Linked DNA regions of Mus musculus: regions 1 and 2 are each linked to region 3. Evidence: chromatin loops called from intact Hi-C (ENCODE). Cell type or tissue: left cerebral cortex. All regions are shown on one strand.

Region 1 (8,000 bases), 350 kb before region 3:
CTAAGGTTCCAGTGTGCTTTCTGCTTCCTGGTTGGGTACCATGGGAAAGCTGCTGCCTCACGTTCCTGAGCACCGTGGCAGACTGAAATGTCTCTGAAATCCCGAGGGCAAAGAAACTTTCCCTCCTTTGAATTGTTCTTGTAGGGGCATTTTGTTCAATTAATACCACCGACCTAAAGAAAATGTCTCTGAAAGGGTGGAATCACTTACGTGTGATTTCGAAGTTCCAGAAGCTGACGCAAAAGGATCGCTATACATAAGTTCGGAACTAACCTGGACTACAAGTGCTAGCCTGGGCTACAGTTGTTTTTTTTTTTTTTTTCCCCCAACCAATCAATAAATCAACAAATGAAAAATAAATTCTCTCACCTATGCTTTCTAACACTAGATCACAGACTGTCCTCATCCACTGTGGCACTGCCCATTATCCGAAGGAAGAGAGGCTACCTAGAGAGGAAGGGGCGTCTGAACAAATTGGTTCCCCACCCAGTCTAGAAGGAATCATGTCCGAGTGATGAAGTCTCTACAAAATCCCAAAGGGATCAGTCAGAGAGTTTCTGGGTAGTGGGACATATTCTGGTTCCTAAGAGTTGGTGCACCCTAAGAGGGCACGAGACCTACAGATCCCTTCCCCTTTCCGACTCTTCATTTTTATTCTTCTTTTCTTTCTGATGGTGGGGGAATCAAACTCAGAGCCTGCACATGATTGGCAAACACTCTCTTCCACAGACCGTTCTCTGAGATGCCAGGTCTCGATACCCAGCTAGGGTAGCCTCAAATCTGTGACTCTCTGCCTCTGCCTCCTGAGCGCTGAGACTGTGCAGGCATAATCCACCCTGCCCAGTACCTTAGCTTACATCTCTGTTGTTATGATGAACACTACGATAAGCATTGTAGGGGGTGGGGGATGGGCTTATTCACCTTACAGATTATAGTCAGTCAGCCATGGTAGCCACAGCCGGAACTCAAGCTAGGAACCTGGAGGAACTCAAATTATTGCCTTGCTGCCTGGCTTGTTCAGCTTGTTGCCTGGCTTGTCCTGCTTGCTTTCTTTTACAGAATGGGTCCATCTGCTCTGAATGATCCTGCCCAGAGCGTTCGGGGCCCTCCCACACCCATTATTATCAAGAAAGCGCCTTGCACACAAGCCAATCCGATGGAAGCATTTTCTCAATTGATGGTCTCTTCCCAGGTGACTATTGCCTACGTCTAGTAGACAAACTCTATCAGGCACACTTGGCTAATTTGTAGCCTTTGTAACACTCGCTATAACAAGGCAACAATGTAAGAAAGTTACTCAAGCGCCTGATGAGATAGGGGTTGCAGGGACTGTAGGAACTCCAGTGTGTATTGTGTCCATTAGCGCTGAGAAACCTGGGGCCTTGATTGGCATCTAAATAGAGGGCCCAGTGTTCGGCACTGAACGCTTGGGGTCTGCTACTATGCTTATTTTGAGCTCACGAGGCTTTTGTGTTGATTACGGCATGAGAGTAGAGGGAAAACGCGGTACTGTTGGTTGAAGCAAGTTCTGAGTGAATAGAACAGAACGGCCTTCAGTGTTGTGCCAGGAGTCGGTTGATGACGTTCAGCTCCAAATTTGTACCTCTGAAAACCAGCCCTGTGTTAAGAGTCATCGCTTTTGCCGTGGGTGTGATATTAAGATTGGCCAGTAGGGGGCAGTAGAGGCATATTGCAGGAACAGGCTGTTGCTTCCTTGGGAATCTAGTGCGTGGCTTTTGCTTCATATTTCTCCAGCCGCATGTGCAAATATGTGAAAATGGACGCAGTGATCTACGTGGAGATCTCTCTCTCTCTCTCTCTCTCTCTCTCTCTCTCTGATTTATTTATTTTATTTATATGAGTACACTATAGCTGTCTTCAGACACACACCAGAAGAGTGTATCAGATCCCATTAAAGATGGTTGTGAATTTCCATGTGGTTGTTGGGAATTGAATTCAGAACCTCTGGTAGAGAGGTCAGTGCTCTTAACCACTGAGCCATCTCTCCAGCCCCAGAAAACAGTCTTAGTACGTCCTTGCCATCTTGGCGTGGTTTGCTGACCTCTTTCCCCATCCTTCCCGTTGGAGACACAGACACAGGGTGCCCCCAACCTGACACCTGAAGCTTCAACACCTCCCTCCACTCTCAGTGAGAAGCATCTCAATGGGAGGCAATAAAAATCGGTGCTTAGTGGGAAATCTGAACTTTTGAGGTTTATAAGAAACAAGGCAGCAGCCGGGCGTGATGGTACATGCCTTTAATCCCAGCACTTGGGAGGCAGAGGCAGGCGAATTTCTGAGTTCGAGGCTAGCCTGGTCTACAGAGTGAGTTCCAGGGCTATACAGAGAAATCCTGTCTCAAAAAACCAAAAAAGAAAAAAGGCAGCAGGCCCAGGGTTCTGTCAACTTGGCACTAGAAAACATACTGGGGGGAGGAGGGAATAAACTAAGTATCAAGTTTGAGAAACACAGTCAAGAACATCAGGACAAACCAAGAATAAGACTAATGGAGATTACAAAGATAAAGGGCACAAAGCATTCAACTGGAACGCCTGATAAAAGAGGTGGGTAGTGCCGCCCTGTAATCCCAGGTGGAAGGGAGGGAGGGAAGAGTTCAAGGCTTGCCTGGCTACATTGGGAGTTAGAACCCAGCCGGGGCTTCTTGAGACACTGTTTCAAAATCCTCCACACCGTTCTGTCCCAGCTTCCCCCACTCCTGTCCCCTCCCCTTCCCACCCTCCCCCCACCAAGCAAAACAAAACCTAATAATTCCCAAACCAACCAACAAAACCAACGAAAGCTTCAGAAGAAAGAGGATAAGTTGAGGACTAGACGAATGAAACAAAGTAGGAAAGTGAGGGGTTTCATTTTAATTTTCTTTTGTTTATTGACAAGGTCTCACTACCAAGACCAGGTTGGCTTTGAACTCATAACCTTCTTGCCTCAACGTCCCAAGTGCTCAACAGGTATGCACTGTGGTAGACACTGCATTTGAGAGTATGCCGTGTAATGAGGGTAATTCCCCACTCCCACCCCACCCCCACACAAAAAGACCCAGGTAGGCCCAAACAATTCTCCAAGTGAATTTGACCCGAAAACTTAGTTAGTTCTCTATAACACTCCAGTTCCTTTTTAAAATTTTTTATAATTAACAATGCCAATTCAATAGCTATACTACCCAGTTGTATTTGAAAGGGTTTCTGAAATGGCTCAGCAGGTTAAGGTGATGCCAAGCCTGACTTCAGTTCCTTGAACCCGCAGCATGGAAGGACAGAAACAAGTGACCCTCACCATACACTCACACACACACACACACACACACACACACACACACACGCACACGCACACGCACTCACACACACGCGCACGCGTGCGAGTTCCCCTGCATACACAAACTTATAAGCAGATTGATTACCTATCAAAAGCTAAGGCTTCAGATAGTAACTAAATCCGTTAGTTTTCCCTGCTTTGCCACAATCAGCCTACCTGTGACCTCAAAAAATTTTTTTTGATAAATGCCCGATTAGTGACTTTTGTTTTTCCAAAACCAATTAAACCTCGTGTACGAACGTCTAGAGTAGATTATGTCATTTGGGACAAGCCGAATATGCATTCCCTAGCCACGATCTTTCAAATTTTCTTTCGAAGATAAACTTGAGGCAGGAGCTGTGTTTTTTTGGTTCATCAGGATTGCCCATTGGCACACTGCAGGGGACAGCCCGGGTCGCTTACCTGTTGGTTGGGTGGGTCCCACCGTGCAGAAGGCAGAGGGCCCAAAGGGCAGGGCCCACGGCGCACGCGCAGATGGGAGGGCGCGCGCCTGCCCTTGCCCCTCCGCCCTCTAGGTGGCGCTGGCGACTCGCCGCCGCCTCTCCGAGGCCAACCCCGGGTGGCGCCGGGCGCCTTGCGGGCCCTGGGTCCGCCTCCGCCGCGCCGAGGGCGTGGGCTCCGGGCTCCCGGAAGCGGCGGCCGCGGCGTGGAGCCCAGCGGGCCGTCGGTCGCCGGAGCGACAATGTGCGGCAGCCGGGGGCTGTGAGCTAAGCGCGGCGGCGCGTCCGGGGGCCCCTGAATGGCGGCTCGCTGAGGCGGTGGCGCGGCGCGGGCTCCTCCTGGCGTGGGGTGGCGGGGCCGGGGTGATGCTGCTTAAGCTCCTGCAGAGACAGACCTATACCTGCCTATCCCACAGGTATGGGCTCTACGTCTGCTTCGTGGGCGTCGTTGTCACCATCGTCTCGGCTTTCCAGTTCGGAGAGGTGAGTAGCGGAGCCCGAGCCCCGGAGCCGCGTGCGCAGCATTCCCCGATTGAGCCCCGCGGTGCCGGCACCCCGAATCTCCCTTCTGCCTCCCCATCTTCCCTGCAGCCTGGGGACCAGCACACGGCCCACTAGTCCCAGGCGCTGAGCGTGCATCCTCTCCCCGGCTCGCCTGCAGCAGCTGGACTGGACGTCCGGGCCTCGCGTGCTTCAGCGTGCGCATGGATCCCCTTCCTTCTGCAGGGTGTCCCCAAGAGTCCTCTGGCCATTTGATTTTGGCTCTAAGGCCTTGCGCTGGTGAAACTCTCTCCTAGGGTTTGTATTTTTCTGTAGTGATCCTTCATTCCCTGGCTCTCCGTAGGATCCAGTCCTGCGGTGCCACCCTACTAGTCCTTCACCGTTGACAAAACACCTTATCTTCTGTTTCTTCTGGATCGCAGACTTTGTCTTAGAGGCATGCGCGGCTTTGCATGTGAATTTTGCGCCGTTTTGCATGTGAATTTTGCGCCGTTTTGCATGTGAATTTTGCAGAGTGAAAGGGAGATTTTTTTAAATTAACTTTTTTCCTTTTTCATAATGGCTCTGCTGTTTTGTACAGCTGCATGCCAGCGGGTTGGAGGCCTTACTAGTGAGAATGCACACGCTGATGGGAAGCACCAAGTGCTTATCTCAGAGTAGGGCCCTTGTCAGGTGACTAGGACTGCCTGCGGATCTTGGACTCCAGCCCCGGACCTCTTGAGAGCCAGCACAGACCCACCCTTGCGTCATGGGCTATGCTAATACTTTTTAGATCAAGTCGCTGGTCCTTCTTGGACTGAGAACTGCGTTTAATTGATGTGCAGTGAAGCAGTTTGATTAGACTGTAAACTCTTCAAAGAGCACAGACAACCGGTTTGGGAGGTGTGAGCAGCCAGGTTAAATGAATTTTATGCTCCTTTGGAGACATACCTTGAACGTTCTGGGGACTGCCATTACTCTTCAGTTTAAATTTCAGTTATTTGATTCTTGGGTAGTCTAGTACAGTCTTCGCCATCTTAAGTGTGCAAAGGGGTATGAGCAGGTCAGAAATGAATGGGCACAAGTGTGCCATTCAACAGAACACTGCCCCTGGAGACAGGAAGAAAACATGCGCTTTCAAAGAGTTTGGAATGGTCTCCCTGTTTTATTTATTTGCTTATATTTTAGTAAGAGGTTAAAAGGGTTTTATAATTAACAGAATGCTCTTATAAAACGGCACAATACGTATGTGTGCGCTCAGCACCTACACCGGACTGTAAGCTCGGTGGAGAAACTGGTGTCACTTTAAATGCTGTAACCCTAGCCCAAGCCCAGTGCCAGGCAGTGCCAGTGTGTGCATACTAAGCGTCTGCTTAGTGATTGGCTGAGCGATATGGCCGGGTTCTAAGTGTGTTTTTAGTGGTTGTAGGGACTAGAAAAAAGTAATTTTACAGGTGAGAATGAGACTGTCGCCCACTTCCAATTGTGGAGTGTTTTAGTTTTCCACCACCTCCTGGTCCGTCTACGTTTCATGTGTTGTAACTTGATATGTTTTCGCATAGTTAGTGTCTGACTGCTTTTGAATGGCTTTCATTTCTGAGAAAGAGCCTTACTAAGTTGCCCAGGCTAGCCTGAAGTTCACAGTCTTCCGTTATCAGCCCTTCTGAGTGCTAGGGTTGTTGGTTTATGGTTTTAACCTGGTTCATTTTAAGTGGGCTGTTTACTGACCATGGCGTGAAATGCATTTGTTACAGCCTTGAAGAGTTTGAGACAGGGTCTTACCACGTCGCCCAGGCTGGGCTTGAACTTCCTATATAGACCAGGCTGGCCTTGCACTCAGATCCTCCTGCTTCTGCCTCTGGAGTGCTGGGATTCAAGGTGTATGCCATGAGGCCTGGCTCATAGACACAGATCAAAAAGTTTAGCTGAAATGAGAGAAATAAGAGTTAAGAGTGTCACCGGGTAGCAGGAGAGGTGGGGGTAGCTGGCCTGTGATGGGGGAGGGGCTAGGGAGAGCTAATCTGGATGTGACCAATGGCTCCAGTTAATGCTAACCATGATAATAGCAAGCATAGTCCTTACTAGGTGTTCTCTAACTGCTTCATACACTAATTTAGTCTTCACCCAGCCCTCGCATCTGGACAGTATTATTTTACCTGCCTCACAGGTTATGCAGCTGAGGTGTTTGCATAAATTAACATGGCTAATTCACAGCAGACATGCGCTTCAAGCTTAAGACAACTTGGCTTTGATGCCAACGTCTTAGTAACACCTCTTATATATAACATGCGGATCAGTGTTTTGCCTGTATGTGTGTATATGTGTAAGGATGTCAGATCCCCTGGGACTGGAGTTACAGACAGTTGTGAGCAGCCACATGGGGCCTAACCCAGGACCTCTGGAAGAGCAGCCAGTGCCCCTAACCACTGAGCCATCTCTCTAGCCCTAACCACTGAGCCATCTCTCCAGCCCCCAATAATCCCCCCTTAAGGCTTTTCTTCCGTATATGCATGTTATGTGCACACATGTGGGTGCACATGTGACACTTTGTGCTGTTGGTTCTTTCTCTGCACCTTGTGGTTCCCAGGAATCAAACTTGGGTTGGCAGCAGATTCCTTCACCCTCAAGGTCATCCCCTTACCGCCACATCATTGCCCTTCACCCCAGCTCCTGATGGTTTCTCCTGCAGCCCCGGGCTTTGCTTATCACATCTGGGAGGAAATCTGAGCCCTCTCAGCTTCCTCTTCTTTAAAATAAAGGCATAACTGTCTTCTTATCAGGGTCGCTAGTGGAAATTAAGTGTAGGAAGATTGATAGCACATAACAAACTCTGTCGTTAGGCCGTAATAGTTGATGTTATCACCATCAATTGTTTAGTCTCCCTCTTCACTTTGAAATATTTCCTTGAACTGGGACTTTGATTGTGTAGGTAGCACCCGGCTGTTAACTAGTTGTGATGCATATAATGGTTAAGAAGATCATTGGTAAACTGGGAGCTCATTTTCCTCCTTAGTGTAAGAGGTAAAGAGGGGATTTGAAGATTTTTATTTGTGTGTCTGTGTGTGTGTGTGTGAAGGTCTCCTGGAGCTGGAGTTACTGAGCTGGATTCTCAGTATGGGAGCTGGGATCCAAACTCCAGTCTATCAGAAGAGCAATAAATGTTCTTAAACCCATCTCTCCAGCCACTACCCACCTCTGTGTGTGTGTGTGTGTGTGTGTGTGTGTGTGTGTGAGTCTGAGACAAGGTTACTTGTACCCCAGGCTAGCCTCCAACTCCATTTGTACTTGAGGATGACCTTGAAATTCTTTCTGACCCTTCTGCTTCAACCTCCCTAATGCTAGGATTATAGTTATAAACTATAGAATTGTAATTTTGTTATTGAGCTATTAAAGTTTAAGACCACTCTGCCCAGTCCTGGGGAATCTAACCCCGGGCTCTATGCACGTTAGGTCAGCACTGTACTAGTTAATCTATCTCCTCCGCCCTAGGTTCTTGCTTTTTAATAAGTTGTTTAAACACTTGTCCAGAGTTTGAGGAAAAATGGAATCAAGGGTGGGATCTACTAAATAATTCATTTTCCCTTACAAGTCAAGCCAAGTACTAGTTAGAAATCCCCTGGGAATTCTGATAAAATAGGAATACAGTTGAACCCAAAGGTGGTAATCTAGGGTGAGCCCTCGAAGTGGAGAAATGGGTCTGAATGAAATAAGGACACACAACTCCAAGATACGGTTGAAAAAGAAGGCTTT
Region 2 (8,000 bases), 110 kb before region 3:
ATACATAAAGTAAATAAATCCTTTAAAAATAGTTGGATAAAATATCCAAATGAGAGATTTGGACTCATGGTTTTGTGTTGAAATCTGATTTTATGGGCCACACTTGTACACATGAGTTTTTATACACAAGACCTACATAAGTATTCCAGAATGTATTTAGTTTCTGAAAGTAAAATACTTTAAAAGAAAACCAACTGGCTGGTTGGGGTAGCACTCAAAGGTAACGTCTTTTATATGCCATCGTCCAGTGACAGCTTTCCAACATAAGCAAGACTCCAGGGACAGTTCTAATGCAGGACCTTCCCCAAACATCTACTTAGATGTTACCTTCTCTGGGTCTGTCACTGGTATCCCTTGGTATTCCCAGAAAGTCACAGTGTTCCTCTTAAAGAAGGGGTAGATTTCTGGGAAGACAGATTCACCAGCAGCTTATCATATTACCACCCTTGTGATTCTGGTCTGGGATAAGCATCTACTTAAGACCAACTAGAGGAGAAGCTCCGCACCGCCAGTGTTGGGCTCTTATGACTTATTGGTGACACCACGAAAGTAATTGAGAGGACAGATGTGAGCTCTTTCTCCCCTTCTCCTCCTCCTTCTCTTATTCTGTCATTGACAAGGTTTCAGAATGTAGCCCAGGTTGGCCTAGAACTTGGTTTTGAGCTTGCCTTCATTGTCCATCTCCTAGGTTACAGGTCCACACCACCACATCCAAATCAGATCTGGTCTCTTGTCCTAATTGGAGAGTATGTGGCTCTTTTGCATAAAGCAATTTTTGAATTAAACTTTTGCCACTCCACAGAAGGCCTGCTCTCATTCCCTTCCCAGGGTGAATCATCTATCAGCAATCTTGCCATCAAGGCCAAAGATTTGACCCATGATCTTGCCAACCCTCAGTTTCTCTTGATACTGTTTCTTGTAACATTGTGCACATATAGCCTCGGACTCTACTATTATCCAGGTATCTTTGCTTATACCATTACCTCTTCCTAGGACACATTCCCATCTTTATTCTCTTATTCTAAGCACATGATCTAACCCTCTAATTTAAATTCTACTGTTAACCTGTTCTCTGGGACCATCCACATAGGAACTATGGTAACATCCTTAGGGAACCAAGATGGCTACCCTGACAGGGGAACAATAATTCAGACGTTATCCAGCTACTTGGAAGTTTCTCAGGACCATGAAACATAAAGTTTGTTTAAGAGTTACACAAATAGTCTGCACCTTGGTTACACGTTGGAGTCTTGTGGAGAACCCTAAAATAGGTATGGTGGGGTTTCACTGCCTTATCCAGGGCTGCATTTTGATTGAACTAAAGAGATGCAAGGTTCTTGAGCGCGCCCCCAACTCGCCAGCAAGAACGACGCCACAGCAGGATCCTTCTGCACACGTTTATTCAGTCCTGTTTCTTCTTTCTTTATATCTCCCTTGTTTATATATCTCCCTTGTTTTTATATCTCCCTTGTTTTTATATCTCCCTTGTTTTTATATCTCCCTTGTTTTTATATCTCCCTTGTTTATATCTCCCTTGTTTTTATATCTCCCCCGAACCCTGGGCCTCTCACTCCTTTTATACTCTCTCTCATCCACGCACCGCAGGCCACGCCCCCTCGCCAGTCACGAGGCTTCAGCTAATCAGGGCAGCAGGGGCAAATCTCCACCAAATTGGATTCACCTGTATCCTGGTACACCTGCGCAGCACTCAAGATGTTTGTGTCTTATATGAGGAAGTCAGGTGCAAGTCATATGACTTAGCTGCAGTCCCTGGCGCCTTTGGGACTGCCGCCACACCCGCTCCCCACACAAGGTGGTACTGCATCTTTAATCTATGTTCTTAATGTTCCCTAAGGTGATGAGCCTCGTTAGGCTCTGGTGCTGATTCTGACTGGCCCAGAGGGAAGAAGGGTACTGTGAACCACACTGGTGTACCTTGAGTATAAATGCCCTCAAAGCCTCCATGGGGACACATTTCCTCTAAAGGCCACATCTCCTCCAATAAAGTCACACCTCCTAATAGTGCCACTCCTTATGGCCCGGCATCCAAACACATGAAGCTCTGGGAGCCATACTTACTCAAACCATCACAGAGCCATTACGAGATGGTACCATTAGAACACCATCTTCCTAAGATTGTCCTTGCAGAAGACTGTCGTTCACAGTGCTGCCTGTGCCTTCCTTCTTCCTTGGCCACTTTAAACAACTGTGTTTATAGGGCTGATGAAATGCATACTTTGTATGGGTTCACTACATCACCTCTATACACTGAAGAAATTTATAGGGGCACTTTCCATAAGTGACTAAAATCACTGTCAACACGACCCCTTACTGTCCCATTGACTGTTTCTATGTAATAAGGGAGTCAATGTGATGTTTTCTGAGAGAGAAAGGAGTGATGTGCAGATTTAGAAACCAATTCCTCCTCCAGAGCTTCCCAGCTGGGGGAAAAAAGGGAGTGGGAGAAGGGGGAAGAGGGGGAGGGACTGGGAGGAGGGTCTAGGAGAAAGGGGAGGAAGGAGGGAGTGGGAGAAGGGGGAGGAAGGAGGGAGTGGGAGAAGGGGGAGGGAATGGAAGAAGAGAGAAAGGGGAGGGAGGAAGGGAAAGAGAGAGAGAGAGCAAGGTTGAGAGAGGCCTGTCTCTGGGGGGGAGATTCCTCATCCCCAAAATAAACTCTTCCTGCTCAAGTTAGAGCCTCAGGCTTAAAGTATCAGCATTCTGGAACCAGAACAATACAAACATGGGATAAGGTTGATGAGACACGAGCATTTGTAGGTGATGTGGTCATCGCTGTTGGTGCAGGCTCAGTGGAGGTGACACACTCCGAATGCAGAGAGACCAGAGACAGGGTGGGGGTGGGGGTAGGGTGGGCGAGATTCTAGTTGACCAGCCACGGAGGAAGGGGTGATGTACTGATGAGGAAATGGCAAGTCACGCAGCTCTGTAGTCCCCTCAAGACTTTCATACAGGGTTGACTTCAGGAGTATAGTGTAGGAGATTCAGAGCCACATCCCGTGGGCTTGGTAATTTGTCAAGGTTGTCTAGCCCAGTGGCTCTCAATCTTCCTACTTGTGAGATCCTTTACTATATCTCCTCATGTTATGGTGACCCCCGACCATAAAATTATTTTTGTCACTACTTCATAATTGTAACTTTGCTACTGTTATGAATCATAGAGTAAACGTATGCTTTAAGTCCCCAAAGGGTTCGAGACCCACAGGTTGGAAACCATTGGTCTAACCCATCACTCTGGTTTGGGAATTCAGATTCCCATGTCTAATAATCAATTCTACAAAACTCCATATGCAAGACAGCAAAGATTACAAGAAAGGACTCTGCTGGGATGGCATTGTTCAAAGGGACTAAGAAAATGAGCCATGGTGTGTAGTGGCAGCTGCCTTTCAGGTTAGCACACAGAGGCTGCAGGAAGAACACAAGGCCTTACATACAAGGGTTACATGGTGAGACCCTGGCTGAAAAATAGACAAGTAAATAAATTAACCAAACAAATAGAAAATAAGTCTTTAGCTCCAATAATGGGAATCTAATTAATTATTGTGTACTACTTAACAGGTATTATTTATAAATGCTACATAACTAAATGGCATATGCTGAAGAGATAATAGCCATAAAAAATAATGATGAGGCCAGTCATAGTGATGCACACCTATAATCTCAGCTCTCAGAAAGCAGAAGCTATTTCCCCAAGTTCAAGGCCAGCCTGGTCTACATAATGCATTCCAGGCCAGCCAGGGCTACAGAGTAAAACCTGTCTCAAAACTCAAAAAATAATAATTAAAAAAGTAGTTATACATATTAATATGAAACAATGTATTTACACACCTTGAGAGAAGATTTGCTGCTGACCTGTATTATAATATCTTCTCATTTTTCACGTCATGTATTATTTGCAGCCAGGATTTAGAAAAGAAAGAAAACAGACACTCATCTTTTAAAATATTTTTAATTATGTGTATGTGCATATGCACATATCTGCGGGGTCCAGAAGAGGGCATCAGAGTCCCTGGAGCTGGAGTTACAGGTGGTTTGTGTATTGCCCAATATGGAAATGAAGCTGATGACATCACCCGTAATGCCAACCAGGGGGATGTTATGACAAAGGGACCTTAAGTCTGAGGACACCTGGTCTATATAATGAATTCAAAGTGAGTTTGGAGCTAGTGTGGTAGTACTGGCTTTTGATCCCAGTACTCAGGAGGTAGAGACCAGTGGAAGTCAGCCTGGTCTACATAGGGAGGTGCAGGCTAGCCTGGTCTACATAGTGAGACCTTATCTCTAAATAAATAATTAAATGAATAAATAAATAAACAACAAACAAGCAAACAAACAAATAAATATAATCTATAGTGAGACCAGGCCTCAAACAAACAAACAAACAAACAAACAAAGAGCAAACAGGATGAAAATAGCATCTACTCTAAACAGACAAAGTAAAAGAACAACAACAACAACAACAACAAAAAACCAAGCAAACAAGACCACCACCAACAAAAACAGGAACAAGAGGAAACATTGCTTTGTTTATATGAATAACAAAATTTGTTTATTTCCTCTTATTTGTTTCCTCTTCTAGAAACTCATTCTATAAAAAAGACACTTGAAATAAAGGGCTGAGAGCATGAACCATAAAGCTATCGGTCAGATGTTAAAAAGCTATAGAAAATTAAAAATTCCATTCACTATAGGAGGAAAAAAAAAATCAAACAATCCCAAACTGCAGGACTCATTCTCTGTATAATTTCCCCACAGTCCTGTACACATATAGCTTATGTGCGGCTTTTCTTCAGAAATTACCCAGTTTTTATTATTTTTAAAAGCACTTGGGAGCTAGCGAGATGGCTCAGCGCAGTTGCTCTTCCAGAGGTCCTGGATCTGACATCCAGAGGACCTGGCTACCCACATGGTGGTTTACAACCATCTGTAACTCCACCTCTCGAGGATCCAACACATATGTCTGGCTTCCTCGTGCACCAGACAGGCATGTGGTACACAGAGTATGCGCGGGCAAAATACATAAAATAGTATTTTTGTTTTGTTTTGTTTTGTTCTGTTTTTGTTTGTTTTTGTTTTTTTAAACCATTTGAACCCCAAGCAACGTTAGCCTGTTGCTTATTTATCTTTTTTATCCTTTGTGAATTTCACACATGTGTTTGGGTCATAATCACCTCCATCAGAGGTTATTCAGTTTTAAAGAAAAATCTCTCATTTTTATCTCCTATGCCGCATCTTCGTGTAAGTTAAAACAAGGCATTTAGAGGTTTCCTTTTCCACCCAAACTCTTCCTCTTTGTCAGCCTCGTTTAAATATTGCTGCATGCTGTCGCTAAGGGAAACGCTCCTGTATCTTCCAAAATAGAGACCAAGGAAACGATCAGATTTCTTTAATGCTCAATGAGGCATAACGACTTGGCTATGGGAATACAGTGGTGTACCTGGCGGCGTGAGTAAAAAAGGCTATGTAAAAGTAATTATAATTCTTGCGAAAGAAGTAGGCAAAGTCATAGAAAAATAGATTCTCCCGCGGGCAAGGAGCGGTATAAGTCGCTAGGAAAACATTTGGGAGCTAGGAAAGCCTAGCTGATGTACTGCAAAGTGGAAAAGGAAACGCAGAAGCGCAAGGGTTCTGCCACACAGTGATGATGGAAAATTCTGTTCAGCAGCTCAGCTTGTTTGAGCCGGGAAGAGCGATGATTGGGTGACAAGGTCGAGTCGAAAGCCTGTACACTTAGCTACGTGAAGTTCTACTGTATCACGCTCAGTGTTATTTTAGGATAGTCACGAGAGCACTTGAACCCTGAACAGGGAACCTCTCCTCGCCTTATCCTGTCGCACACGGGCATGAAGTGGCTCAAGTACTCAGACACAGAGGCAACTCCAACCAAAAGGCTAGCGGTGGTCTACGTTTCCTTGGAGCCACTCCAAGTCCAGAACCACGTTTAGCCTCACTTCCCCCTTGCCTCGGAGAGCATTTGGAAGGGATGACGTCACATAACAAATGCATGTCTGATTTAGTTGGTGACACGTTCAGTAACCAAAAAATCCTCATAACTTCAGTCAAACTAGGATTTTTCTAGCACTGCCCTTAAGATGTCGTTCTGGGTTCTTTTGGTAGGGAGTTGGATTTGGGGATGGGGCAGGGGGATGCCAAGGGCGCATACCCAAAGCCAATTTTCCTTGCAAATAAGCAGTTTAAGACAATTCCAGTCTTTGAGTCTTTGCTACGTCAAATACAGAAGAACTCGTTTAATACATAAATAAGAGGATAAAATATTTTTCAAGATAAGTAAATGAAAGGCATGGTGGCCTATACCTCAGGAGAACTTTGAGGGTAACCTGATCAACTTTGTGTGAGTGACCCTTCCAAAGAGGAGGGGGACGAGGGAAAGGGAGGTTAGGGGTAGGCACATCGATGTTAGTTTGCTGGTTGAACAAATTCCACAGTCAGCTGGACACTACCAAGAAGCTTCCGAGCTCAACGTTACTCGTAGCCACCGTGGAAACACTCTGTAGCACTTGTGAACTTGACGGTGTTCCCAAGCGAGTAAGTATCTTTCACATCAGCTGCAGACAACCAGAGTAGTTATAAATATAGGCTCAAATGGCCTCACCCGAGAGTTTGGATTTTGGCTTCTGATACCCGATGTGCTAATGGTAGCAGCAAATGGCTGGCCAGTAGTCTGCACTGCTCCATTTGCAAGTAATTTATTACCACAGCAGCATCTGAACTAGGAAGGAAGTCTCCCCAGCCTCTCTCCTTTTCCTTTTACTCTATTCCTGTTTCAGTTCCATGACTGAGAGAAGAAAGCAGCGGGGCATGGTGGTGCGTGCCTTTAACCCTAGCCCCCCAGGAAACAGAGGCAAACAAATCTCTGAATTTAAGGTTTAGCATGGTCTATGTACTAAGTTCCAGGACAGTCAGAGCTATACAGTAAGATCCTGTCTCAGATAAATAATAATAAAAATAAAATAATAATAATAATAATAATAATAGTAGTAGTAGTAGTAGTAATGATAATAATAATAAAGACCATTCTTGGCTCTATCTCAGGGCTACTGTAATAATGAGTGGGGTTTTTTTTTTACTACTGGTACAATTTATATAATAAATTATATAATATAATAGCCCTGTGTGTAAAAATTATTATCAGTCCTATTTTACAGATACAGAAACTTGGGAATAAAGGCTTCTGTATTTTGTTTGTTAGTAGGCTGTGTAGATATGACTTCAGACTGTCTGGCTGTATGAATCCTGAATGCTGGAGCACACACAAGCGAGTTTGCACACGGGGCCTCAGGTCTTACTTTCCTTTCCCAATAATAATCGTATTCGTTTTGGCAAGATCAGGTGCTGTGCTGATTCCTGGTGTGATTTTCCTCAATAACCCACTGTCTCTAGTGACACTTAACTTTCTGCAGTGTTCCATCTTTTCATGCTCCTGGGGACACCACTGAACAGTTGTACAAATTCTCCCACACCAGGAGCCTCCGGCAGTACACCCGCCAGGAGATGGTATTTTAAGTTACAGCGAGACTGTTGTGTAATCCCCTCCTGCTCTCTGCTCTGACAGACCCACCTGCCGTCCCTGTCCCTGTCCCTGCTTTCACGTGTCTTTCCACTCTTCCCTTGGTGTTCCCTTACTTTTGATCTGACTGGCACGATTTCTCCTACTGTTACCAAACATCGTTGCGATGAGAAAAATCGGGGGGGGGGGTGGAGGGAGGGAGGGACAGTGGCAAGGGAACACCTACAATTTTATTTTCCTTTCCAGTGTGCCAAAGGGAATTCTTCCTTCTCTCAAAGCCCTAAAGAGAAAGGTTTCTTGCTTAAGTTAGACAATCCAGGAAGACAGTAGCTGGGGACAGCCAGTGGCTGGAAGTTTAGGAGGAACAAGCGTTGGGGGATTAGATTACAGAGAATCATCTGGAACTGTGGGTAGGAGGGGTGTTAATAGCTATTGCACAGAAAGATGCTCTTGGGTT
Region 3 (8,000 bases):
GGAGGAACTGCAGAGATTACTCCTTATTGTGGAAGCTTTGAGAAATAAGAGTTTCAAAATCTGCCTACAGGGACTTATTTTCACAGGAGTCTTATAGTGGTGTATTTTTCTCTTTCTTTTCCGTTCCCCACTCCACACCCACTCTCTTTCTGAGACAGTGTCTCTCTATGTAGCCCTGGCTTATCATGGAACTCACCAGGTAGACCTGGCTGGCCTCGAAGTCAGAGATCCATCTGCTTTTGCCTCTCAAATGCTGGGATTAAAGGTGTGTGCTGGGGCTGGAAGAGATGGCTCAGAGGTTGAGAGCACCGACTGCTTTTCCCGAGGTCCTGAGTTCAATTCCCAGCAAACACACGGTGTCTCTCAAAGATTTATAATGAGATCTAGAGCCCTCTTCTGACCTACAGCTATATATGCAGAACACTGTGTATATAATAAATCTTAAAAAAAAAAAAGATGTTTGCTGCCTGGCCTTTACAAATGTGGCATATTTTTCCTTTTGGTCCTCTTTTAAAGATAATCCATTTTTCTCAGGTATTTTATGCAGTTGTACTCCAAGGTAAATCTCTAAGAGCCTAAGTTTTAAGTACCAAAGACCTATCAATGTAGCAACTTGTGTTAGAGAGCTGGGAGAGGGAATGAGACGGTCAGCGAAGTTGTAAGCATGCTTTATGTGTAAAGCATACAAAGACAAGGCAGTCTTTACAACGAACCTTAAAAAGGCTCAGGCGTTGTCATTAACTGGTATCTCATCATGTGCTCCTTAAACTGAGAAGCTGAAGACAGGGCTGGCTGCCCTATTTCAGGCTCAAGTGTCCTACAACTCCCCTGTGCTGAGTCAGGTTGGTCCCTGGCTCTGTGACCTGGAGAGAAAAGCAGAAAGGAACACAGAGGAAAATCATCCTTGTGCCCTCGAGAACAGCTGGAAGGTGAAGCACCCCCACAGGCATTTCTGGTATTTGCCCCACGACAGAAAAATGCCCAGAGTGGAGACAGCCAGAATTTAGCCGCGGGAGGCTCATCAGTGAACAAATGCTGCGCTCCTGGATTCTTCAATCTTGCATTGCTTTCTGGGTTCTTTCCCCAGTTGGTTTCTGCCGGATGACTAAGTCTGACTCAACGATTCTGTCTGCTGTTATTTCTTTTACACTGAAGCCTCAACCTCAGGATACACTGATCAGGAACTCTAGTTTGTTTCCTCGGTGAGGATTCTTGATGACATCTGCTGGGTATTTAAAGGTTCTGGATTTGATACTACCTTCTGTCTGCTCTGTCAGTTGGGCTACCCCAGTTGTCTGCCGGATGTTATGAACACCCTAATTGATGTTGTTTTTATTATTTGTTGCTTCTGTCTCCTATCGGCTATTTAATGTCTTACTTTTGCTTATTGCATACTTAATAAACTCAATATTGGCTCAGTCTAGAGAGAGATCATTCTCCAGACCTTACAGGTGTTTAGGTAGAAATTCACTTTCTCAAATGACTTTTCCTTGCAAGGAATGTTTCCGTGAATTCAGGGCTTTGGGTGAAGATGAAAGTGCTGAAATAATTCAACATCTGTGTAGTAAATTTAAGTAAAAAACAAAACAGAGACTCTTGGTATGAATGTAAGCTATTATAGCCATTATGGAAAACCAAATGGAGGTTCCTTAAAAAGCAAAATAAACACTGTAGCATCTACTTTGTGGTATTCATCTTAAGATAATGAAATCAGCATGTCAGAATGCAATGTGCACCTATGTTTAACGCAGTATGAATCATGACTGTCGATACAAAGCATCAGTGGGGGCTAAAGAGGTGGCCCATCAGCTAATAATGACTATTCTTGCAGAAGACCCTGACTTAGATTGCAGCACCCACAAACACGGGGTTCACAATTGTCTATAACTCCAGCTCTGGACAGCTCCAGATGTTGCTGGCTTCTGAGAGCATCGGTCCTCATGTGTACATACTTACATGCATGCCATGGGCACACAGACACTCAAGAACTATAAAAAATAAATCTACATAAGAAGGTATAAAATCAACCTGAATAAGCTTATTAATGTGGAAAATATGATGCGAATGTACAAATGCACATGCTTAACAATAACTAGCCAGCCTTAAAAAGGAAATAATCTCACGTATAAAATGAATGTAGAAGTCATCCTGCTAAATGAAATAAGCTTAGTACAAAAATCACACATTTCCACCTACGAGGGCGTTGGAAGGTTTAATTCATAAGTAGAGTCTATGGAGACAACTCCGAAGCCGAGAGCGCAATGGTGACTGTCAGGGGATGGAGCAGGGATGCAGATACATCAGTAAGATGGTACAGATTCTTTTCCAACAGGATGAACAAGTCCCTTAGATGTATAGTCACAGCATGATGACCATATTTAATAACAATACACTGCCTATTTGATAATTGCCAAATAGATCTTCAGTGTACTCAACCTACAGGAAAAGGGAATATGAGGGTTTGCCTATTTTCACGGTAATCATTTCTCTCTCATGCATATGTATGTATGTGTGTGTGTATATATATCTATATATACCTATATATCTATCTCACACTGTGCAACATACATATAATATTTTGTCAATTAAACCCTAGTAATGCAGGCCGGGAGGTGGTGTTGCACGCCTTCAATCCCAGCACTCGGGAGGCAGAGGCAGGTGGATTTCTGAGTTCGAGGCCAGCCTGGTCTACAAAGTGAGTTGTAGGGCAGCCAGGGCTACACAGAGAAACCCTGTCTCGAGAAAAAAAAAAAAAAAAGCCCCAATAATGCTAGACTAAATCTTAGGCAGTTTGTAAATTTCCAAAAAGATGACCATTTTCATTATAAACCAGAACATAATAATGCAATGTTTCCATGTGGAAGAAAACTTCCTAAAAAAGGGCTATTATTATTTCCGGCGAAAACTCAAGAGCTTGAGATAATTGTACTTTTCTGTTTTGAGAAACTTAACAGAAAATAAGCCAATTTTTTTGTTCATTTTCTGCATTTGAAGTACTCTTCAATGACATCTTTCGCCTGAGATTCTTGGCCAAAGTCCTTAACCACCACACAGCTGCAACCTATCACTTTCCGAGGTTTCCCCTTTCGATCAATTTTGCAGAGGCCTACCCATTCCCCCAGCTTCTTGTTGTCATCAACCTTAATTAGGTTGATCTGGTGCTCAGCACAGAGGGTTTCCACCAACTTGATGTACATAGGTTTATCACAATTGGATGCAAGCACACAGAGATGGGCTTGGCGCTTGCCTAAGGCTTTGGCAGCTTCGTGAATTCCTCGCGCTAGGCCATCGTGGACCAGGGCGGTCTTCAGCACCTCTTGCAAAGCCGTATTGACGTCCATGACAACTCCAGCAGCAGTGCCTTCCTTAGCCATGGCGTGGGTTACAGGTGGATCCGACCTGGAGCGCGCCTCGAGCCTCTGAGAGGCTGCGCAGAAGCAAGACGCGTTTCTAAGAATTTTAAGAAACACCAAACCCTTTCACTATCGAAAACTACCTAACTTCCAACTCAAGTTGCAGGAGGCAAGAAGTTCCCAGTTCTGCGGAGGCGGAAGGGTGGTCGGTCAGGTGGCCACCCAGAGATCAAAAATTAGACACCTCGGGTACGAGGGTGCCCCGTGTTGGTGGTATGCAGTGACTGCGGGTGAGCTTTCTCGTTATTATTACGTAACCCTGGCTCCTCCTGCGGGAATGCATTTAGAGGAAAGTGGACCGCCTCCGCAGATGTGCAACCACCGGGACGCTGCAACCAGCGCCAGCATTCTGTGCCTTCGCTTTATCGAGCTTTTATTTTCCGTTGGCCGATTCGCCACTTTATGATATCAGAATTTAACACGAAAAAGTCTCATTTTAATATTTGAGAAGGCCTTATTGTCCAGAAAAGTGGAATCAGGAAACACTTTTGTCTTAAATTTTTTTTTGTTATAGTTGTGGCGTTCATTTCTGCTACGCTCAGAGCGCCTGGGAGTTGCATCGAAAGCGCCGACGCGGACGCCCAGACCTCCGTGTCCAGCGCGCAGTCGCAGTGGCCTTTCGCCCCGGCTCCCGCCCCCGCTGGGTGGACGACGTGGAAGTTGCTGGCCGACCAGGCTTGGAGGAGTCCGCTTCGGAACCGGAGTCCGGGAGTAGCGGAGGTGGCGGCGCCCAGGCTCAACTAGGAGTCGCTGCCGAGTCCCGGCCTGTCTCTGAGGATCGGCGAGGGCGCGGCGGCGGTTCATCATGGGTGAGGAGCGTGGGAAGGGCGTCAGGCGACCGAGGGGACCGGCCGGGCCGCGGGGCAGCTCTTCGCTACCTTGGCTCTTCACCTGCAGGGAGATTCCGCCTCCCGGCTCGGTCCTTTGCACCCGCGGGGTCCGGACTGATCCCAGCCCGGCCTTTTCCCCTCATCCTGCATCCCCCATCTCGGTTGGGTAGGCGGAACGGGGCGTCGGGTGCCTGGCAGCCAGGCAGCTGAAGGTTCACCGAGGTGTCTGATCCTTCGTGGAAGCTTGGTGGCATCGGGGTGGGTGTTGGGACTGCGTCACTTCTGAGAAACCCGAGGACCGGTGTTGTTTGTTGATCCTTGCGCTGCTCCTGTCTGCTCGCCCGCTGTAGTTAGCTGTCCGTAGATATGGTGGATGGAGTTAGGTGGATTGTGAAGTCCGGTGGGACAGGGAGTGAGATGTTCATGTCGCTTCGCTGATTCGCACTTCTCCAGGTGAGGGAACTACGGTAGACGTCCGAGCGCACCCGACGGTGGTGATGCTCCGGTACAGGTGGAGCTTCTAGGAGTTGCAAAATCTTCGGTTTCTGTCAGTATTTACTCAGTTTTCTCAGAAGTGTGTGGATCCGGTGCATTATAGTTCCGTTCGGTTCTCTGTAACCTTTCGGCGTTGTTTTTCCAAATCTAGACGTCTAAACGGGCAAAAGGACTTTGTCAGGTCACACCCATTCTTTCTGTATACAGCTTGCTCCGTGTTCGCTTTTCTAGAGTGGGCAGCTTTAATTCTGCCATTCCCCTCAAATAGCAAAGTGTAATATCTCTTCCTTTCTTCCTCCTCTCCTCTCCTCTCCTCTCCTTTCCGTGTGCGTGTGCGTTTGTATGCCTACAAGGGAGCGCTGTTGGAAGTCAACCCTTAGTATGCTAGGCAACGCCCTTCTGCTGAGCTGTATAGCCCCAGCCCTTTTAAAACTTTGAGATAGGATCTCACTAAGTTGTCAAGTCTTGAACGCAACTCACTCTGCAGCCAAAGGTGGCCTCAGACTCACTGCTATTGGTTTAGCCTCCTATTGGACCACTAGCCAAAAGGCCTTGCCTTTTATTTTTAAAATTGTGTGTGTATCCGTGTATATTATATGTTGAGCATATTCTTCATATCCCCCACGTTTCCGTTTTCTCACTTTCTATTGTGAATCTTTTTTTTTTTTTCCTCCCTTTAGTGACTTTTGAAGGCAAAGTATTTGTGCCACAAATGCTTTTACATCTCAGGGTGCCTTGGGTACATAAAGGTTCCTGGGAATATTTTATAAAGTAGTGAATGTCGGGGTTTTTTTTTTTGTTTTTTTTTTTTTTTTTTTTTTTTTTTTTTTTTGTCTAAAATATGAGTTTCTAATGCACTCAGGAAACAGAGGCAGGCGGATCTCTATGTGAGTTTGAGGCCAGCCTGGTCTACATGCTGATTTCCAGGGCATCGAGGGCTGCAAAGTAAAAGATCCTATCTCAACAAATACTGCCCCCAAATAATAATAAGCAAGCAACAACAAAAGTGGTTTGTTGAGGCAGTTCTGTGGGTTAGTGGAGAGTGCCCTAAAAGTTTATATTGGTACTGCCACTGTACAGTGAGTGCTCTGTCACTCAGAGCACCCCATTGTGCCGCTTTTCCCCTGCCTGGCGCTGTGGTATCTACGGGTAAGAAGGAGACTGCACTAAGTTACCGTGTCCTTATTCTATTGATGAGAAAATGAACTGGACTCCTGAGGGGCAGTGTCTAAATGTCTGATGATGTGATCTGACTGCCTGACATTTCTCAGGACCTGGGAACTTCACGTGTTACTGTTTGCTGTTGAATAACATCTTTCATTGGAAGCAAGAGTATCTACCTGTGCCTTCAGGACAATGTTTTGATATTTAATTGGGCATATAGCTTTCAAAAGGCTAAATGTTTTGCGGACCTAATTTACAAGATGACATCAAATACATTTTTGCTTTTATTATCTTGTAGGTGGCTTTTTCTCAAGTATTTTTTCCAGTCTCTTTGGAACCAGAGAAATGAGGATTTTAATTTTGGGATTAGATGGTGCTGGAAAAACAACAATTTTGTACAGGTTACAGGTTGGAGAAGTTGTTACTACTATTCCCAGTAAGTATTGGTTTAATAACACTTTTCATGTTTCTATCTAATACAGCTTTCTGAATAAACGAGTCATATGATGGGGGTTTGTAAACTTCTACTATGGAAATGATACTGACAATGCTTAAAAAAAAAACCAAAACAAAACAGCTAAGAAGCATTTTGGTGCAATTTAAGGTTCCCTGCCTAGGTATACAAACAGGCTTCTCTGTTTAGAGCTATAGTTGGTTTAAGTCTCTAAATCGTTACTGCTTAATGAAGATACTGTCTGTCTACTGGATTTGAGGAGTCAATGAGGCGTATAAAGTACTTTGCTAACTTGTATGTTGATGGATGTAGATGTTAAATCGGTATTATTGTACACAAAGCACCTTTTTTTCCTGCATATTTATTGCCTAAATCACAGTGTAGTTTCTTCTAAGTAATTCTGTAGATCACTTTTAAAACTGGGAATTGTAGAAGCAGAGCATTTGAAATGACCTGGCCCCTGAAACCAAGGAGAAGAAACACCGGCACTGTAGTTTACCTCCCGCTTGTGGCCTCGTTATTCCTGCTGTCTTAGAAAGTTATTTGTAGAAAGTCCTTCCTATTTTACTACTTGGGGGTGGATACTCTTGGTGTTTACACCTTTTCATTTGTTGAGCTAAATTTAGAGAGATAAGATTAATATATTTTAATTAAGTTGAATCTGTAGAACTTGCTCAGGATTTTAAATTGTGTGCTTTGAATGATTCTGTTAGACATTCCCATTACGTCACTATTAAACCTTCTGGGGGTTTTTCTCTTTTGCTTTTAACAAGGAGTGTTTGGACTTTGTAGCATCTGTTATCTCCTTCTGCAGCCTTTTGCCCATTTCCTTTCCTTTGATTCTTACTTCCGAGATTCTCTCCTCTCCACATGGGCAGGTTTTGGTGGCCTCTGCAGTGCTCAGTGCTACAGGGCCTGTGGACTGCAGTGTGGGCTGTTTGCACGTGAACAGTTCTTGACGGTGGTAGACATAGACCTGCATATGCCTAGTTCTGAGGAAGACAGGAACTTGCTTTTTAGTTTGCTACTTTTGCCATGGTTTTATTTTTCAGATGTAATGTGCATGCTTACCTGCCAAATACATCATTTACCAACACATCATTAAAGATAGGAAACAAAAATCAGTGGTGGTCGTAAGTCAGTTTCACTCTGACTTTGTTTGTCTCTTTTCTGAGACAGGATTTCTTTTTATAGCCCTGGAAGCCCTGGAACTCACTTTGTAGACCAGACTGGCCGGCCTCTGCCTCCTAAGTCCTGGGATTAAAGGCCTGGCCTGACTTTTTCTTTTCTTTTTTTTCTAAGTTTAGGAAATGAGAGCAAACTTTGTACATGTCCACCCTAAGTGTTTTCAAAATTACTTTCTCCCTCACTTAGATTTTCTTTGAAAATAGTTTCTGGTTTCAGCTGTGTGGTGTCGAGGCACACCTAAGAGAGGCACACCTAAGAAGGATGGCAGACAAATGGGATGAGATATTGACTGTTGAGCTATGACCTTGTTACGAGTGAGCTCTTGAGATGCCCATAGAGGGTCTGTACGGCTGCAGCCTGTAGAGAGCATGGCTTTTTTGAATCTAGAGCCTAGTTTTCTATATTGATTTTCATTATTCACTGTCTGCCAGAGCTTCAGCTTTTTCTTTCTTTCTT

Evidence for each region. Hi-C counts contacts between places; a loop is a spot of excess contacts. Peaks named below come from ENCODE experiments on the same cell type or tissue, not always from the same donor. Only the 100,000 strongest peaks of a DNase experiment are listed, where the experiment ranks them.
Region 1: a loop joins it to region 3, with 6 times the contacts of the local background. A loop is called at or near these places in 30 of 42 quality-filtered maps.
Region 2: it touches region 3 in a loop (2.4-fold over the local background); 3 of 42 quality-filtered maps call a loop at or near these places.

The regions. Positions count from the first base shown.
Region 1 is chr10:88,375,283-88,383,282 of GRCm38, forward strand. It overlaps Gnptab (N-acetylglucosamine-1-phosphate transferase, alpha and beta subunits), which reads left to right and starts at 3,986. Exons shown (of 21, transcript NM_001004164.3): 1 at 3,986-4,253. The coding sequence starts at 4,137. It overlaps Gm40733 (predicted gene, 40733), which reads right to left and starts at 3,782. Exons shown (of 5, transcript NR_168608.1): 1 at 3,733-3,782. In left cerebral cortex, CTCF peaks have their summits at 1,661 (motif pointing right), 3,839 (motif pointing right) and 5,388; DNase peaks (open chromatin) are centred at 1,658, 3,978, 4,378, 4,659 and 2 more places; H3K4me3 peaks cover 2,912 bases; H3K27ac peaks cover 2,614 bases.
Region 2 is chr10:88,616,960-88,624,959 of GRCm38, forward strand. No RefSeq gene overlaps it. Among named protein-coding and RNA genes, the nearest start is that of Mybpc1, 16 kb to the left of the region's middle. In left cerebral cortex, a CTCF peak has its summit at 4,010 (motif pointing right); DNase peaks (open chromatin) are centred at 5,679 and 7,528; H3K4me3 peaks cover 696 bases; H3K27ac peaks cover 213 bases.
Region 3 is chr10:88,727,343-88,735,342 of GRCm38, forward strand. Gm4925 (predicted gene 4925) reads right to left here and starts at 3,759. Exons shown (of 1, transcript NM_001037166.2): 1 at 2,199-3,759. The coding sequence starts at 3,374. The coding sequence ends at 2,976. It overlaps Arl1 (ADP-ribosylation factor-like 1), which reads left to right and starts at 4,072. Exons shown (of 6, transcript NM_025859.3): 1 at 4,072-4,222; 2 at 6,201-6,338. The coding sequence starts at 4,219. In left cerebral cortex, a CTCF peak has its summit at 3,619; DNase peaks (open chromatin) are centred at 1,005, 3,726, 4,009 and 4,808; H3K4me3 peaks cover 2,333 bases; H3K27ac peaks cover 1,857 bases.